2 separate regions of the Homo sapiens genome follow, and region 2 is linked to region 1. A link is a loop called in an ENCODE intact Hi-C map of the cell type or tissue named here. Cell type or tissue: GM12878. All regions are shown on one strand. Links, peaks and the distances in the headings refer to the core of each region. The heading gives the core; the rest is flanking DNA.

Evidence for each region. A loop is a pair of places that touch in the nucleus more often than their neighbours do. Peaks named below come from ENCODE experiments on the same cell type or tissue, not always from the same donor. Only the 100,000 strongest peaks of a DNase experiment are listed, where the experiment ranks them.
Region 2: a loop joins it to region 1, with 3.0 times the contacts of the local background. A loop is called at or near these places in 1 of 110 quality-filtered maps.

What each region holds. Positions count from the first base shown.
Region 1 is chr1:79,471,689-79,480,324 of GRCh38, reverse strand. No RefSeq gene overlaps it. Among named protein-coding and RNA genes, the nearest start is that of LINC02792, 150 kb to the right of the region's middle. In GM12878, for the core only: no CTCF peak of the experiment used is centred there; no DNase peak of the experiment used is centred there; H3K27ac peaks cover 566 bases.
Region 2 is chr1:80,634,575-80,643,143 of GRCh38, reverse strand. The region is part of intron 1 of LINC01781 (long intergenic non-protein coding RNA 1781); the gene reads right to left. Among named protein-coding and RNA genes, the nearest start is that of LINC01781, 100 kb to the right of the region's middle. In GM12878, for the core only: no CTCF peak of the experiment used is centred there; a DNase peak (open chromatin) is centred at 3,163; H3K4me3 peaks cover 601 bases; H3K27ac peaks cover 1,138 bases.

The DNA.
Region 1 (8,636 bases), core at 524-8,523:
TGGACTGTTAACCTTGAGAGGAACCTAACTATCTTGAACCAGTCTTGAAGGCATTGTTTAATAATTCTTAACTAGCTGTTTTTTCTCTTATGAAGTACAATAATTAGCTAACCATTCACTTTTCTTATAGTATGTCTCAAAGAAAAGGAAATCTAATCTTTCGAGTGACTAGCTACAAGTCTTCTTCCCTGCAGCAAGATTGTAATAAAATGTTGACACATGTACAACACCAAATTGTCTGAAAAAAACGCATTACGTTATTTTTTTTTAATTGCTTTTTGTTTTGTATTTCATCCCTTCTCCCATCCCACTGGCTTGTAAACTTTTTGATGGCAGGGATATAAAAATTATTTTTTTAACTTTAAGTTTTGGTACCTACCACACTATCTACCATATAGTAACTGCTAAACAGTTTTGCTGACTCAATGAAGATCTAACAAAAAGAACTAGAAACAGCTAGAGAAGTAGAGCATAAAGCAATATGAAGAAAACAAAAAATAAAATTGGTATCCCAATGTGTTTCTGACCAGCTGGAAGGCTATTCCAATACAACAGGCCAAGTGCATAATGAAATTTCAAGGAGTAAGTCATTCAAGTTCTGAGAAAGTACCTGCCCAAGAAGCATATAAAAAACATTTGCTGAGTTACAAACTTGAAAACATATTGAAGGTGGCTAAAAGATATTGAAAATAATATAAATAATATTTACTGTTTAGGCCAGAATAGAGAGACCATAATATACTCCAAGGCTTTTTCAGAAGTACAGAAGGGAAAACTACTACTGAGTTTTACTATGTAGCCAGCACACGTGTAGAAAACCTAACATATAGATGTTATGAATATGGCACCAGCCTTAACATTTGATTTTAATGTAATTTTAACATCATTGTCATCTGGAGAACCAGATTACCAGATTCCTTGTGCCATCCAGGTATTCAAAGGAATCCATAGCCAGATTAGTAGAGCAATGAAATGTACAACATAAGACTAGGATTGGAAATTTTTATGAAATACAGGAAGATGTCAGTCTGGTCAAGAGCCGTTTTACAGCAATCTCGTATAGGGTGGTCACAAACAGGGAAGGCAGAAGTGTTTTAAGATAGAACTGGAGCATGTCCTCATGTGGCCTGTCCTTGACAAGACCTGTGGCAGCAAAGGAGACACTAGTCACATAGCAACCAGAAGATATCAGTTTGTTTTTCTTTTTAAAATAAACTTCACCACACGGAGATATAACTGCTTCTGATAGGGACAGGAGACAGAGAAATTCTAGGCAGAAAAGGGTGGGTTCCTGACAAAACTCCACCCTGAAGCCTGAAACCACCGCCCAAAGTGAGAACTCACTTTGTGTTCTCAAGTGTTGCCTTTTCCAAAACCACCTGTGGCCCTGCCTGGAGCCATCCTGTGCCAATTAAAAAAAACCCAAACTCAGCTGGCAGAGAGAGGAGAAGCATCTGGACGTCAGCGACTACAGTTGGACATTGGAGAGAAGCGGCTTGACTTCAGAGGGACAGCTGGACAGTGTAACTTAGGAGAAGAATTTGGCCAGAGACGTTCAGATTTCAAGGGAAAATTACCTTCCCTCCCGTCTCCTCTTCAGTTCCCCTTCCCACTGAGAGCCACCTCCATCAGCAATAAAATCTACCACATTTACCATCTTTCAATTCGTTCGGGTGACTTCATTTCTCCCAAAAGCTGGACAAGAGCTCAGGTACCAGGAGTGCGGATGAAAAAGGCTGTCACACTGACTCTTTGCCCTCACAGGCAGAAGGCAGCCATCTCATGCGAAAAGGCAAAGGGTCCACTGAGCTATTGAACACTTAAGCCGTCCACGGACAGCAGAGCTAAAAGAACACTCGCTCTAGGGCTTCAGGGGTCGCGGGCACCTCCGCCACATGCTGCTGCAGGGCTGGCACGGAGTTGGCTCCTGCCGGGGCGCTTGCCCCAGCTCCTGCACTTGCTCACCTGTGCACCCCTCCCGTGAGGGGTGGAACACAGCGGTCCAAGTGAATGGAGTTCATTCCTGCAGGCACCAGAGCGGCCAGCTGACTTCAGCGCTCCTGTACTCCAGTTTCCGCTTTGTTCACACACTCCCTTCTGCGAGGAGTTGAGAGCTGCGGGCTCAGTAAATGGGGCACCCGCTTGGTGAGTCTTGCGAAGGTCAATTAGATAGAAACCAGAGAACTGGGACAATATTCAATTTTTTTTTTTTTTTTAATTTGAGATGAAGTCTCGCTCTATCACCCAGGTTGGAGTGCAGTAGCGGGATTCGGCTCACTGCAACCTCCACCTCCTGGGTTCAGGCGATTCTTGTGCCTCAGCCTCCCTAGTAGCTAGGAATACAGGCATGGGCCACCATGCCTGGCTGATTTTTGTATTTTTAGTAGAGACGGGGTTTCACCATGTTGGCCAGGTTGATCTCGAACTCCTGACCTCAGGTGATCTGCCCACCTCGGACTCCCAAACAATATTCAAATTTTATTTATGCTCACTGAGGAACAGCAAACATTTATTTGCTTTTTTAAAAACTTTTAGCACCAGACTGTAAAATAAAAAATAAAAACAACCAATGGGCTATCTAAAATAACAGTAGATAATTACATAAGGCTTACTTTATGCTTGGCACTATTCCATATGCTTTATAATTTATTTTTAAATTCACTTACTTCTCAAAACAAGCCCAAGAGGTAGCTTCTGTCAATATGCTATTTTATAGATGAGGTAGCTGAGAGATTGGGAGGTTAAATGATTTTCCTTATGTCATATAGTTGGTAGAGTAAGCATGCAGGCAGCCTAGGCTATAAAATATGTGCTCTCAACATATATTTGTCCCTCAATTTTACTTAATGATCTTCTTTCACAAAATCTTCATTTATTACCTCATGTAACTTTACAATATTCCTCTCAGTTTTATTTTTAAAAAAGATTTTCTTAGAAAACATAATCAACTGGTGAAGATCTGGGAATCTGTTCTGCGATGTAGACTAAGTGGGATAGCTACTGGAAATCTTTTTCCTCATCTGTTTAATAATAAATAGTAGTATTTCCTGCCTTGTTGGGTTTTTATTACAAAGTTAAAATGTAAATTGTCTAGTACTGTTCTTAATAAATGACATATCTATGCCCATGTCTAGATTTACATTTAGATATAGATTTAATAATATAGATATATAGATTGATAGATACAGATACTATCATTACTGATAATGTTATAATTATTAAATTAGAAACGAGAAAATTGAGAGTCATACATTACGTTATCTTTGTTAATTACGGATCTCTTTGACATCAAAATATGGAAGCCCCCAATTTTTTATAGATATATTTAACCTTAACATATCAGGAAGATCCAAAAGGCATGTGAATGAAAAAGAGCCTAATAGCTATAAAATATAGGTAGATGATTGATAGATACAGATAAACAAACCTATCTCCATTTTAAATTACATGTCTATTAAAACTTTGACGTCCCTTTCTTTACTCATCAATTTTTACATCCTAAAACTGCTTTACACACCTTGCCAAATTTTCCCTCTTATGCTTGCCTACCCACAGGTCCTGCCTCTTTGTACTTTTTCTCTACACTCTTTCTTTCATTATGTGGATCTCTTTGTCAGGTTCATCTCTCTAGCCGTTCACCAATAAAGCACACACTAGTGTTTTTTGTTCTATCGTATAATATTCTCTGTAATAAATCCGGTAGCTCCTAGAGAAGATCAAGTGCTTTTCCAGATAAATGCATTTGCATTGTCTTCTGTGAAAGTGTTTTGCATTTGCTTATTATTCAAAGTAATTGTCAGATTTTAGGACAATCTGAGACAATATCTATTGTACCTATTTGTTAAACTAGTTTTTCAACAAGTTAAAAATATTTATAACCAAGAAACATAACTGTTGTCTCTGGTAGGCTCTCGTGTTCTTGGTGTATCCTTCTCTCCTTTATGTTCAACTATTTACACAATTGAAATCAAATGACCTTTTGCTCTACCTCTATTAGGATGCATTAACTGAGATTATCTCAAAGCTATTTAATCTCATTGTGTGTAAAATTCATTCATATGTCTGAAATACATATTGTACTAGATCTTAAATATGTTGCAGTACATTAAAAATACATTTTTAAGTCAAAAAAAAAAAAAAAAACCTAGAGCAACAGCAAAACTAAGGTTTGTTGTTCCCAGGATAGAGTCTAATTCAGCTGCAGCAGCAAGATTGGATGAATATTTTCTAAAAACATGAACTCCCACAAAGTATAAAAAAGCTTCTGTAAGTGTGGGTGAGTTCTGTTCATTGACCAAAAAAATCCTTTACATATCAAGGAGTAGTAAGCTACAATCCCAAATCATGAATACAGAAATTTCTCAAGCCACTTGTGATAAACTCATTTCTAGTATCATACACACTAGTTGACACCAAATGAAACTTCTCTTTCATATCAGAGTTAAACTGTAAATAAACTTCTACTTGGTCTTTTGCATTACACACTAGGAAGTCCAGCTGAGTCCAAGAGATGTCTTGTAATCTCTGTGTTCGGCTATTGTTGCAAGCCACTGTGCTACAGGGCCTCATGCTGTCAGCAAAGAAAAAAAAAACTACATTTGAATTACATTATTCGATTCGATCGGGGGACTATATTTTGTCTGCCCAGAAACTGACACATATTGAAAAGGTACAATTTACATATATAGAAGCATGAGCAAAACTGTACATTTTTACTATGGCTGTCAGTGTAAGTCTGTGTATCTGGAAGTAATGTCTACTCAAGACAATAGGTCAAAATAGGTAGTTCCAGGCAGTGACTTCTGAATTTCCAGAAGTATTGAGTGCTAAGTTGTTATTTATTAATGCCCTCTTTATTTTTTTACTTTGAGTTTCCCATATTAAACAATTATTTATCTTCAACCTATACTATTTCAACCTATACTTTTACTATTATAAAGTTTCTGTTATATCTACTAAGGAGGAGACACCTGAAATGCTTATTAGGCTCCTGCTATAAAAACATATTTCTTGCTATTTCTTATTTCTCACTTCTAACACAATATACAATGGTTCATAATTCTAATTTCTAGAAAATATTGCTGAATTTTGGTGGAACTTATATACTTATAATATAATAGGCTCGTAATTAGTAGCAACGTTCTTTAAGAGCCTTGGAATTTTGGAATTTGAAATCAGAATATTTGAATTTATGTCCTGATTCCACCATTTGTGAGCTAAAGAATCTTGAAAAAGTCAGGTTCTCAGAGCCTAAGCTTTCTCAGCAGCTGTGGAGCAAATAAGACAGTATATGAGAAAGACTTTTAGAAATTATGTTATGATACAAGTGTTCGTATTTGTTATTATATCTTATGGGAAAATACTTGGAAAGTTTGATTTTTAGTTCTTACTTTACATATACAAGAAAAAAGCAGAAGGAATTGTCCGTTTGACCTTCATACCCTGAGTATTTCTGGTCAAATTAAGCACTTTCATCTTGTATGTTTTTACATACTTTTAAATGATAACATAAGGGCAAATGTGTGAAACCCTGAAGATTTTGCTATTCAAAGTGTCAGTCAGTTCATAGTCACACTAACAGCCCAATAACAGGGCTAAGGAAGTGTTTTATTCCTCATTTAAGTATTTGACTTTATTCCAACCTGACCCAATTCACTTGACACTATCTAAACTGCAGGTGGCTAGTTAGTTGTGTAATTACAGTTCCACGGTTTCAGTTTAATACTTTGGATTCAATTTAGTTGTACAAAGGAATGCAAGATTGCCACATAGATTAGTTCTTTAAAGACTTTTCATCCTTTTGTATTTTAATAAATTTTCCAAATGCTATTATTGCTTCTCTTAAAGACTTGATTCTTGAAAGCTTTTGCTCTTTACAAGCTTAATATCTGCTGAAAAAAGCTGCAGAAAAATGTTCAATAATGGAAATGCTAAGCCTTCATTCTCATAATCAACATAAGCTTTGAATCTTTATCAAACTTTTATCAACTGTTCATTACATTCTATCCTTTAAGCTCATGCTGACTTCACTATTAAACTCTTCATTACAAAGTTATATTGCTTTGTTTTGCTTTGGCAAACATTGTGTGCATGCGCCGGTGTGTGTGTGTGTGTGTGTCTGTGTGTCTTCACTTTTGGAGAGACTGTTATTTTTATTTTTTACTATTATACAGTTTTATTGGTGTCCAAAATAAATAAAAGTTTTCAGTTTAAGAATATTCACACATAACTAGCAAAGGATGAAGTCGATAGTTTATATTCCAGTTAGGTTATAATTTTCCTATAGTTAGATTTACCTCAAAAAGCACATAGCAGTGACTTTGTTTTCCAGGTGACTTTTAAGTATTTACCTTCATCTCTCTCCGCCCTAGTTTATATAAATGAAAGTCACCCCTTTGTGATTTATTATCTATCTATCTATCTATCTATCTATCTATCTATCTATCTATCTATTTATTTATTTATTTTTTCGAGACGGAATCTCGCTCTGTCACCCAGGCTGGAGTGCAGTGGTGTGGTCTCGGCTCACTGCAAGCTCCACCTCCTAGGTTCACGCCATTCTCCCACCTCAGTCTCCCGAGGAGGTGCCTGCCACCACGCCCGGCTCATTTTTTGTATTTTTATTAGAGACGGGGTTTCACCGTGTTAGCCAGGATGGTCTCCATCTCCTGACCTCGTGATCCTCCCGTCTCAGCCTCCCAAAGTGCTGGGATTACAGGCGTGAGCCACCGCACCTGGCCGTGATTTATTATCTAATGTACTTAAACAGTTAAGTTATTGGTAGCTAAAATAGTAAAGGTTCTTTGAGTTAAAATGCTTTTATGGTTACACATTTATTTATACACCTAATTGTTCAACAATCATTTCTTTGGCATCTGTTCTGCACTAGGAACTACTTTGGGTACTCTACACAGGGACAAAGCTGAAGAATGCATATCCCTTGCTTTTGGAGGGCTCAGGGTGTAGTGAGTAAGATACGTTGTTAAATATACCAAAGTAAGTACGTTAAAGAATCTGACATATAAGAACTGATACGTCTGTGACTTTTTCTGCCTCAGAGATTAGGGAGAAATTTCATAGAGTGATATTTGAGCTGAATTATGAAGGCAAGAAAACACCCGAAAATTTTTTTTTAATAATTTTAAAAAGGAAATATATAAAAGGTGAAAACTTAATTCCAGACAATAATATGTTCTTAGTTTTTGAATACTACTGACCCTGACTTTTCCTTATTATAAGTGAGTTAGAGTTTTCTCCCATTTTGTTGTATGTAAGTCTCTGGAAATTGTATTTGCAGAGCATTCCAAAAGAGCTTGAGCCCAGGGCAAAACCATGGCTTTTTATTTGGGCTCTTGCAGTTTCATGGATGCATAATTTGAACAATTATTTCAGTTGCTTAAGCTAATTGAGAAACTCAGAAGAAGAAGAGTGATTATTAGTCGTTTTTAATAATTTAAAATGTATTTCTTATTTGTAGAGTTATATTACAGATTCACCCTATATGCTTTGCTAGTTGGTGCATATAAATTTTTATAATGTATTGTTGTCAATAAAAATAAGTTGCTTTCTAATTGTGTGCATGTGTGCCCTATAGAATTTTAAAGAGCAGTGCTACAGCATTTCCTTTTGTGGGATTCCAAAATTCAATCTCGTGTTCATTCATATGATGATATCAGAAAATATAATTTCCTAATATTTACGGGGTATTGTAATTACCTACTTTTAGCTTTGCATTTTTGCACATGCAAAACTTACTCTTAGACACATTGGTAAGATTTAAGGTACTAAGAGCATACCTTGAACTTTGATAACCTTGCTACAGATTTTCTAACAGCCACATACTCTCAGTTCTTCTTTTCGTCAACGTGAGCTTCACTTCTAGTTTTTCAGAAGTGTCAGAAAATCTTGTTTAGGTAAATAAAATACAATTTTAATGGAGTTGCATATTGGTTATCTAAAAAATTTTTTTTGAGCTCTGTCCTTGCTTGGCTCAGTGTGATGAGGACTTTGCAATACCTGTCAGGGCTGTATTTCAATGATGCTTGGACTACTAACCTGAGCAGACTATGCTGGAATATGCAAGGACACTTGCCTTAGTGCTAAAGGCATATGCTGCTCATCTGTACATCCTGTCAAATCTTTTTTTTCTCTCATTCCAATTTTTCTAATTTTTTTGATGTACAGTTTCGAATGATACAACTAAAAATAGATTTATAATGGTAGTTTATATATAGAATTGGTCAAGTAAGGTTTCCCTGGAGCAGATTGTTTTCCCTCCTTTAAACAAAATCAATAGCCCATTTGAACTTAGAGCCCTTTATCTCCCGAAAAGAAATAATGATTTTTAGGTATTCCATATACAGGGGAATGTTCCATAGTTTGATATCAGAGCTTCTTTTATGAAGCAACACTCCTACTTGGGACAACTCAAAAAATGATGAGGGCAGCAAGGAGCTGATCTCTTCCTTGCCCCTTCATCTTGACCTTTTATGTGTTGCTATAGGATCCTCTAAAATTAATAGTATTCAATTATTATTATAAAGCTACAAAATTTAAATGTAATACTTGAAAAAGACAATTCTCATGTATTATTTGCCTCCTATGTGTTAGGTACTTTTGTGATTGTGCTGCAGTAC
Region 2 (8,569 bases), core at 1-8,000, 1.2 Mb before region 1:
GTTTTTAAAGTAGCTTTAGTCATAAAACAAAATTATGTGATTGGTAAAGCAGCAATTTCTCTTTCAATTTAAAAATCCAAGACAAACATATATGTTATTTCAGTTGACATCTTTTCAAGGTTCTACTGTAACCTAGGTTTTATATTTGTCTAGGGAGAGAATAGTTTACTATGTACTAAGTAGTTCTCCAGAAAAATAAAATAAAAAAAAACTCTCTGTTACACTATATGACATGAAATGAATATATGCCCAATCACTCACTCATGGTTCTGGGAAGAAATAGAAAAAAAAAAATGAAGAAAACAGGACAAGAATTTCCAATATTCATTCCTATAATCATTCTATCTAAACATTCCATTAACAAGAGCCAACTTTGGTACTCAGAATTTGAGACAAAAAATACTTTGTTATAAATTGATTATTTCTTGCTCTTTACATTTACATTTACATATGATACTGAGAAATTTCTGAGCTTCATGGAATTTCTCTGAAGAATTTTAGATATTACAGTAAAATTTCAAGTTGCTAAAATGTTTGATAATAAAGCAAGCTTGAATTAAAAAGGTAACAGCCTAAACCATTTGAAAATTTCCATTTGGTTCATAATGCTTTATTTTCAAGGGTCATATACAGTCTTTTTCCATGAATATTTAAATTTCCTTTATTTTCTAAAATGGCCTGAATAACCAAATTTCCCTAATAGGCTTTAGTGAGAAATAGCTAATAAAATCAGACAGTACGCTGCTATGCAACTGCTTAAGAGAAACATTTTTCTTATTAAAACATCTATATTGAATTCTCTTTAATGTTCAAGAATTCTTGCCTCATTCTGTCAAACTTCTCCACGCTATTCTCATTATTTCTCAGAGCAACCCTATGAGATTTTAAAGTGGCAACCATTACAATTTTATTTCAGTAATGGGAGAAACTGAGGCAAAGAGAGTATAAGAGCATCACACAGCATGCCGGTGGCAGGCCTGGGAACAAAACAAATATCTTTAATTTTCCTGCCAAAAGCATACTCTAAAAAACTGAAGAAATTTCTTTGTCTTCAAAAAAACGGGAGTAGAGGGGAGGCAAAAAAAATCCTACAGTAGTAGAATATCACTATTGCTCGATGTTATTAGGCCTAATTAATGTTTCTGAAAAATATCTATGAGGTTTATTCTTTGCTAATAGTACATTTATTATTTCACAACTTTGTTGCAAGTTCAAGTGCTTACATGTAGAACAACTACAGAGCGATGATTAGAGAAAAGCACATATAGAATGAATACATTATCTTAAGCTACTTAATCTTTATGCCTCAATCTATACATTATCACTTTATATAATAATTGCATTATTTTCCTCAATCCCTCTCAAATACACACACACACACACACACACACACACACACACACACACACCCCAATGACTTTGCTTAAAACATATGGTAGTTGTCAACAATGAAGAATTTTAAAATAAAAATTAAATCATTAATTTTGCTTATTGCTTATGGACAAGCAGGAAGATGTCTTTGCAAACTGATTAACATATAGTAATGAATAAGCTTAATATAATTTCTATTTAAGTGAAAAATAAAATGAAGCATACAGTTGTGGGTTAATGCTATATGCGACAATATTTCCAAAGATTGATCTTTAGTAAAGATATGTTAATAAAGCATTATTGGCTGCTCATTTAATAGAAGTTGCCTTGCCTTGCTGGGCATTAATAACATATGGATGATAAAAGAGTACCTTTCTTCAGAGAGTAATTGCCCATATTTCTCATATTTTCCAGAGCCGAAAGCCAAAAATCCTCATAATTGATAAGCATATGGACTGCAGTAGCATATTGCAGAAACTCTCCGGCAATAAACATACCCAATTATTTTCAATTTCATTCTACTTCTTTATTTATGCAAAACTCAACATTGTTTCTTCAAAACATCCTGGTTTCATTTCCTCCTCCCTGAAAAGCAGTTACACTTTAATCAGCATCACTGAAACATTTGTACTCCCTCACTCTTGTTATTTCGTTATGAGACTCTATTTTTGGCATATCAAATAATTATATTACTTATGAGCTTACTATTTTAATTTTTATCAAACATTTTATTATTATCAATGAAAACTGAAATATGATAGAATACATTATTTTTAGTTGAATTTTTAATATTCTCCATCCAAATGGTAGCTGCATTTTGTGAGTAATTATATCATCAGATATGAATTCTTGTTGAGACTTCACATTCACTTTTACTTATTTTTGTTTACTTGTTTAACAATTAGAACTAATTTGCACTTACATAATTCAGGTTATGAGAAAATTCCACATATAAATTAGAATTTAATTTGTATTTACATGAAGTTTTCTTTCTTACTTGATAGCAAAAACTTGTTTCCATAACCTTGTCTGTGATATTGTAGAGATTGTTCAAGCATCAGACAGGGGGTTATCCTCAATTACCTTCAGAGTCACTTTCAACTCTGATATTCTCTGATATCATGATGCTATATATAGAATAATAATAGAGACACCTTTTATATATCCTCCTAGATAGTTTTATGAAACTAATATTACTCAAACTAGAACTCCTTGGAATACCCGGAATTTTATCAAGTATTATTCCCAAAAAGTTATGTTGAGATTTAACAACAACAACAAAAAAGCCATAATGTATCACATGCACAATCATTGTTAAACAGAGAGAATACCATAGGCACTGAACAATTCTGGGAAACCTCAGGCTGTGGACGTTTACACTGGTTTCTTTGATCAGTCACCCTTAATACATTAAACATCATTGCCCCAAACAAAATATCTAGCTTTCACTGATATCCAGGGTTTATTTCCTTGTTTGCTGCAGGCAAACAAGCTTTCACCAAAGGAACTAACTTAGCTTCTTTGACTAGTGATTTCCATCTTTTTGCTTAAGTTTTTATTTCCATTGTTTTGAAATGGTGTGTAAATAGCTGATCCAAATCTTTATTCCCCTGAACCCTTTTCATGCCACAGTGATTTTTTTTATTGTGGTTAAGAAAACACACAGCATGAGAACTACCCTCTTAGCAAATTTTTAAGTGTATAATAGAGTATTGTCAACTATAAGCATCATATTGTACTGTAGATCTCTAGAACTGTTTTTATTTTGCATGACTGAAACTTTACGCCCATTAAACTGCATCTCTTCAGTTTCACTTCCTCACTATTGGTTTCCCTTTTATGTCCTCTTCTTTACTTTTTTCTTCTACTGTCATTTCCCATTAGGTCTTTCAGTACTTTTTGTATCTTCAGTCTTTCAATGCTTATACACCACTGCTGATTTGTTTAACATAATTAAGAAAACACAGTGTTATCATGTATTGTAAGATCCTTAGATATTAATGTACAGGTGGTCACAGCATCTTCTCATGTAGTAGGTATTTCCTTTACCTTCCAAATCCAATCCCTGCTATTGCCACCGTTATTCTATGAAGGATTTGTCAAGCCCTGTTTCTCCTGAATATTATTATGAAGTTCAAGGTTAATGTGTGGGAACAAAAACCAGAAGAGATGAAAGTCTATTAATTGCAACTGAAAAGGACAATTAGGAAACATAGATCTAGAAACAGTAGAGAAATGGGTCAGGAGTACCAAAAGGTAAAGTGGATTTAGTAAACAGTAGAGTTTTTGAGATTTTTAGATAGAGTCTTAAGACGGGAGTTAAAAATATTTTGTAATCAACTCATATTTGAATTTTTTCAAGAGAGAAGAAAATAAAAATTCAAATTGCTTTCATTTAGTTTTGGTTGATAGACTATTGTCTGATGGATTTGAATAGATATCTAAATTTGGGGAACAATTATTTGGGATTTAACAAATAAGATAATTACTGTGTATCATATATGTTTAAATGAAGCAAAAACTTACTTTCACAGTGACCACCAAACTGCTAGTAAGCAGAGTGCAAGTTGATTTTAAAAAACAGCCGTAATCTCATGCCTGTAATCCCAGCACTTTGGGAGGCCAAGGCAAGCAGATCACGAGGTCAGGAGTTCAAGATCAGCCTGATTAACATGGTGAAACCCCATTTCTACTAAAAATACAAAAATTAGCTGGGCGTGGTGGCAGGCGCCTGTAATCACAGCCACTCAGGAGGCTGAGGCAGAATAGCTTGAACCCAGGAGACAGAGGCTGCAGTGAATCGAGATGCCACCACTGCACTCCAGCCTGGCAACAGAGCAAGACTCCATTTCAAAAAACAAAACAAAACAAAAACAAAACAGCCATAATGTTTCTTGGAATATGACAGCATTATCAGAGGAAATTTCAGAAATTTCTTTGAATTTTACTTTTGGAGAACAAAGACATAATAAAAAAATGGATGCTCCAAAAAGGACAAAACTTATGAAACTCACCATGTTAAGAAAACCAAATATAACCTCTCATAAAATTATAAAATCAACATTAGTTTTTAACTCATCCTCAGTAGACCCTCACCTTCATAGAAGGTAGATCCTACTGGATGTGTTGCACGGCTTTTCCTTAGTTCAGCTAAAGCAGGCAGGGTTCCTGTCCATCCCACGGCCACGAAAATTTAGGCTCACAGACGTTGCAGAGCGTGAGTAAAGCAGGATTTTTTTGGGTGAAAAAGAAAAAAAGGGCTAAGCAGGGAATCTCTGCAAGGCTAGAGTATCAAGCTTGAGTGCTTCCCACCCTCAGCTTGAATCCAAGTTCCACACAGGAAGAGGAGGGGCCAGGATCCTCCCTGCTGCACAGGTGGAATCTTCCTGAGGCTCCACCTCAGTGAGCAGGCTGGACGGAGTTTCTCCAGGGACCCCCGCCCATCTGGCTGTCTCATTCGCCCCTCTAAAGAAGTACATCTAACTGCCGTTAGCATGAGGATAAGGACGAAGACCAATATTAATTTCTTCCTGCTGCCAGGGGGTGTTGTTTTGGGGAAACAGCAGTCAGAGCTCTTTCAGAGGCCGATCTAAGGGTTCCCAGCAGAAGGGGCCATCCTCAGAGGCTCCCGTTGCATGACTGTTTGGAGTTTGATGACTTGAGGGTAAGAACAGAGAGGGGGTTATTAGGAAACATGTGTCAAAATGAAACAAGGGCAGGGGCAAGGACAGCTCAAAAATTCTGAAGCCTTTTACCAGTTTGCACTGGGAGAGGGAGGCCAAAAGCCCAACTGGTTAACAAAACTTTACCTTTTTGCTGGCATGTCAGGCTTCTGGGTTCCTTTCCCCTGAACCCTATCCTAAGCCAACCAGTTTAAGGTTTGGGAAATTAACTCTTTCCAGTATGGAAGATGTATCTGAGGGGAGTGTCCCATAGTACTGAGTCAGTTACCTATTAGTGAAGAGAGAACAGAGGAGGAGAAAGGAATAAAAAGAAGGCATTTTTTCAAAGGAGTTCAATGGGTTGAGGATGCATTCAAAAGGGGTACAGACTCAAGATGAGAAAGAGGGGAGCAGGCATCCCTGGTTCCCTTCTCTTCCTAGCAGATACCCAGGTGTAAGGGAGTGGGAGAGAGAGCATCCTTTTTCCCTCTTCTGTCCTTCCATCCCCCAGTTCCGGCGACCTTGGTAGGTGTCGCCATAGGTGTCAAAGCGACTTGCATCCATGAAGCAGGGGGGCCTAGAGAATAGGAATTATCTGTTCTCACCTATGTCTCTTTCCCATCTACTATCAGTAGCCTTAGAGTTCCCTAGACCTCATTTATGCCATCAGTATTAATGTGGTCTTTATCCATGAAACAAGAGGCTTGGGGTTGGCTTAATCGGCAGTGCTGTGCTGTGCCTTTTAACCTCTGTCATCACCTGTGCTGTGCCTTTTAACCTCTGTTGTCATTTGCCTCTGGATCCCTCAGATCCAGTTTTCCTCCCTAGGGCTTTGACCTGAAGCATGGAATTGAGTTTGGGACAAATATGTGTCTTGAGGGTTTACATGGACTCATTATAAGCTGAATGCTAAAGTGAAACTGTGGAATTGAGTCCTCCAACAAGGAAGAGGAAAGAATGTCTTGTGACCCATCCAGATAACTGGTAGCTAGAGTTATGCTTGCTAGAATTTCGGTGCATGGTGCCTGGCTTTGGTTAGTTCCCTTGGTTTTACATTCCCAAAAAGGAAACCTCCGGGTGATGGGCACTGTATTTATTCCCTATTTATTCTATCACTTGGCAGGATTTGCAGGATAATTGCTCAGAACTAGAGTATCTATCCGGATTTCTACATTACCCATCCCTTTTGTTCTTTCTGAGCTACAGCCAGGGATTGCCGGTTGGTTCACAGAATCAAGCAGGATTAGTCTAAAATGTAGATGAAAACTTAAAAAGAACTAGTGAGTTTAGAATTTAATGACAAAGATATACATTTTGAACATAATTTCTCACTCTCCAGTCCTCATGTTTGTTAAAAAATAAATCATTGTAGGACTGAGTTGTTTGCAAAATAGACTTTCGTTTTATACTTGGCCTGATTATTTGCATTAAGTGCAGCAAGAATAATTATTTCTACATAGGCCTTTTGGATTGGCTTTGATGGAATTCTGTTCCACAAGGAGTCTCAGATAAGACCTTTTAAAGCTGAGCCCAGCCATGGGTTAGTATCCTCAAACACCTGTGAGTTGGGTGATCCTCTCCTCTTAAGGTCCCAAGATAAACGTGGAGGTCCTAGACCTGTTAGAAAGTGACATTCTTAACTGAATACAGGTCAGGAACCCTCTACAGAGACCATGTAGGCAAGGGTATGAGGCCAGTTTGCCCACTGGGCTTTTATTGACTTTGCAAGGAGAGATTGACTCCTTAAAGGGAAGCACACCCTTCCAGTCAAAGCCTTGGTAAAATTACCAGATTCTCCAACTGTGTCTTGTAGCAAAAGAAAAATGAATTCTTCTTGCACTGATGCAAACAACTATATTGCCATAAGAATACTCACAGACAGTTTCCAAATTTTAGAGGAACCAGGTAGAGAAAAACAAACATGCTCCAAATTTTGATCCCAAGAATAAACCTTACTTAATTATTAAAGGCCATAAATAATTTAAATAGTTTAAGTAAATAGTTTAAATTTCCTTGAGTCTGAAAAACAAAAAAAAGGATCAGCAATATTCCAGGCAAAGGTTAAAAAGGTTGCTTCAGTTTTCTGAGTTCAGTCCATTGGTTAACTCTTGTTTTGCTTGATATTCATGGACATTTTGGCTCTTCATGAGTCCTGTACATTTTCCTTTAACATCACAATCTCCAATGTTACCAGAAGCCTGTATTTGAGAGCACCTGTTTCAGTCCTACAGCTTATTATAAACCATTTTTTTGAAAAGCATTAAAATAAGACAACAATTTTCTGTGAATAGCAAAATATCCAGGGTAGTTACAGTTAGAAACACAATTGAGAAAGAAGTTTGGTTATCTCTGTGGTTTACAATAACTTAAACATAACAACCTTAATTATGATTGATAGCACATACTCAGACATTAGAATTTGAGGAATCCCATAAATTTTGGAACATATATTAGCATTATTCACCAAGATATAACCTAAAGAAGATTGAGCATCATGTTGGCAATCCCATGTACCTAAATATGTGAAATAATTCTGTTTATCTCTCCTTTCTGGACATTTCAGGGGCCCTCTGAAGTATTTGAAAAGCCAGGTGCCAGGGAAGACAATTTTGAAACTGAAGTTTGATGTGGGGAAGGCTGTCAAATACGTTTCATAAACACTTGATATTATGAAATAGAATTCCGGATTACCATAAGTTATTTATTTTGCCAAAATGATGACTTGGAAATTTTTAAGAAGCAAAAAGCTTTTATAACCCTTTACAAATTTTGTGAATGAGCAGATTAGCACCTTAAGGAAACTTTGTTATGTTTTTATTTCAATGTTCAATTTACAGAAAAACCATATAATACTCCTTTTGGAATTTAGTTAGTATGTTCACCTAGATGACCTCTTCTGCAAGAAGAATTTCCACAATTCTTCCACTGCTTCTTTGAACTTTCAGCTTTTTCCTAATTTAACTCAAAACAATCCTTTAACCCCAGACAAAAGTTTACATTTCCATGCCTTCTTACAAACTTTTACTAAAAAACGCACTTTACTGTTCTTACACACCTTTCGAGTAAATCTATTTCTAGTAGTTTCAGTTAACTCCTAGCAATTTTTAACTTTAAGGAAAACTTGGTAAGTTGTTTTAGTTGTGTGATAAGTGCAGCCAAGGTTTGCCTTCTTAATTAAGGGTGTGGTTAGTTCCAAATGGCCCCAGGCTCTACCAGTTGTGAAGCTGGCAAATCAAATAGTTCTCAAAACCCCAAAAGCAGTTTGCACCCTCAAAACACTTACCAAACCTTGTATCTGACCTGCATTTTACTAATAATCTTTAAGGCTGTTTTTATTTCTTAAAGATTAAAGTCACATGAACTGAAAGCTTCCACAGCTTTTAACTTCCCTTTAAAAAATAATAGATCCAAGTGTTTGTCTTTCTTTAGGCCAAATTAATTAGAGCTATTTTGACAGACATTACACACAGTATACACACAGACAGGCAGAGGAAAACACAGTCGCTGGGTGGGAAGCTTTAAGAGACAGGGCTAGG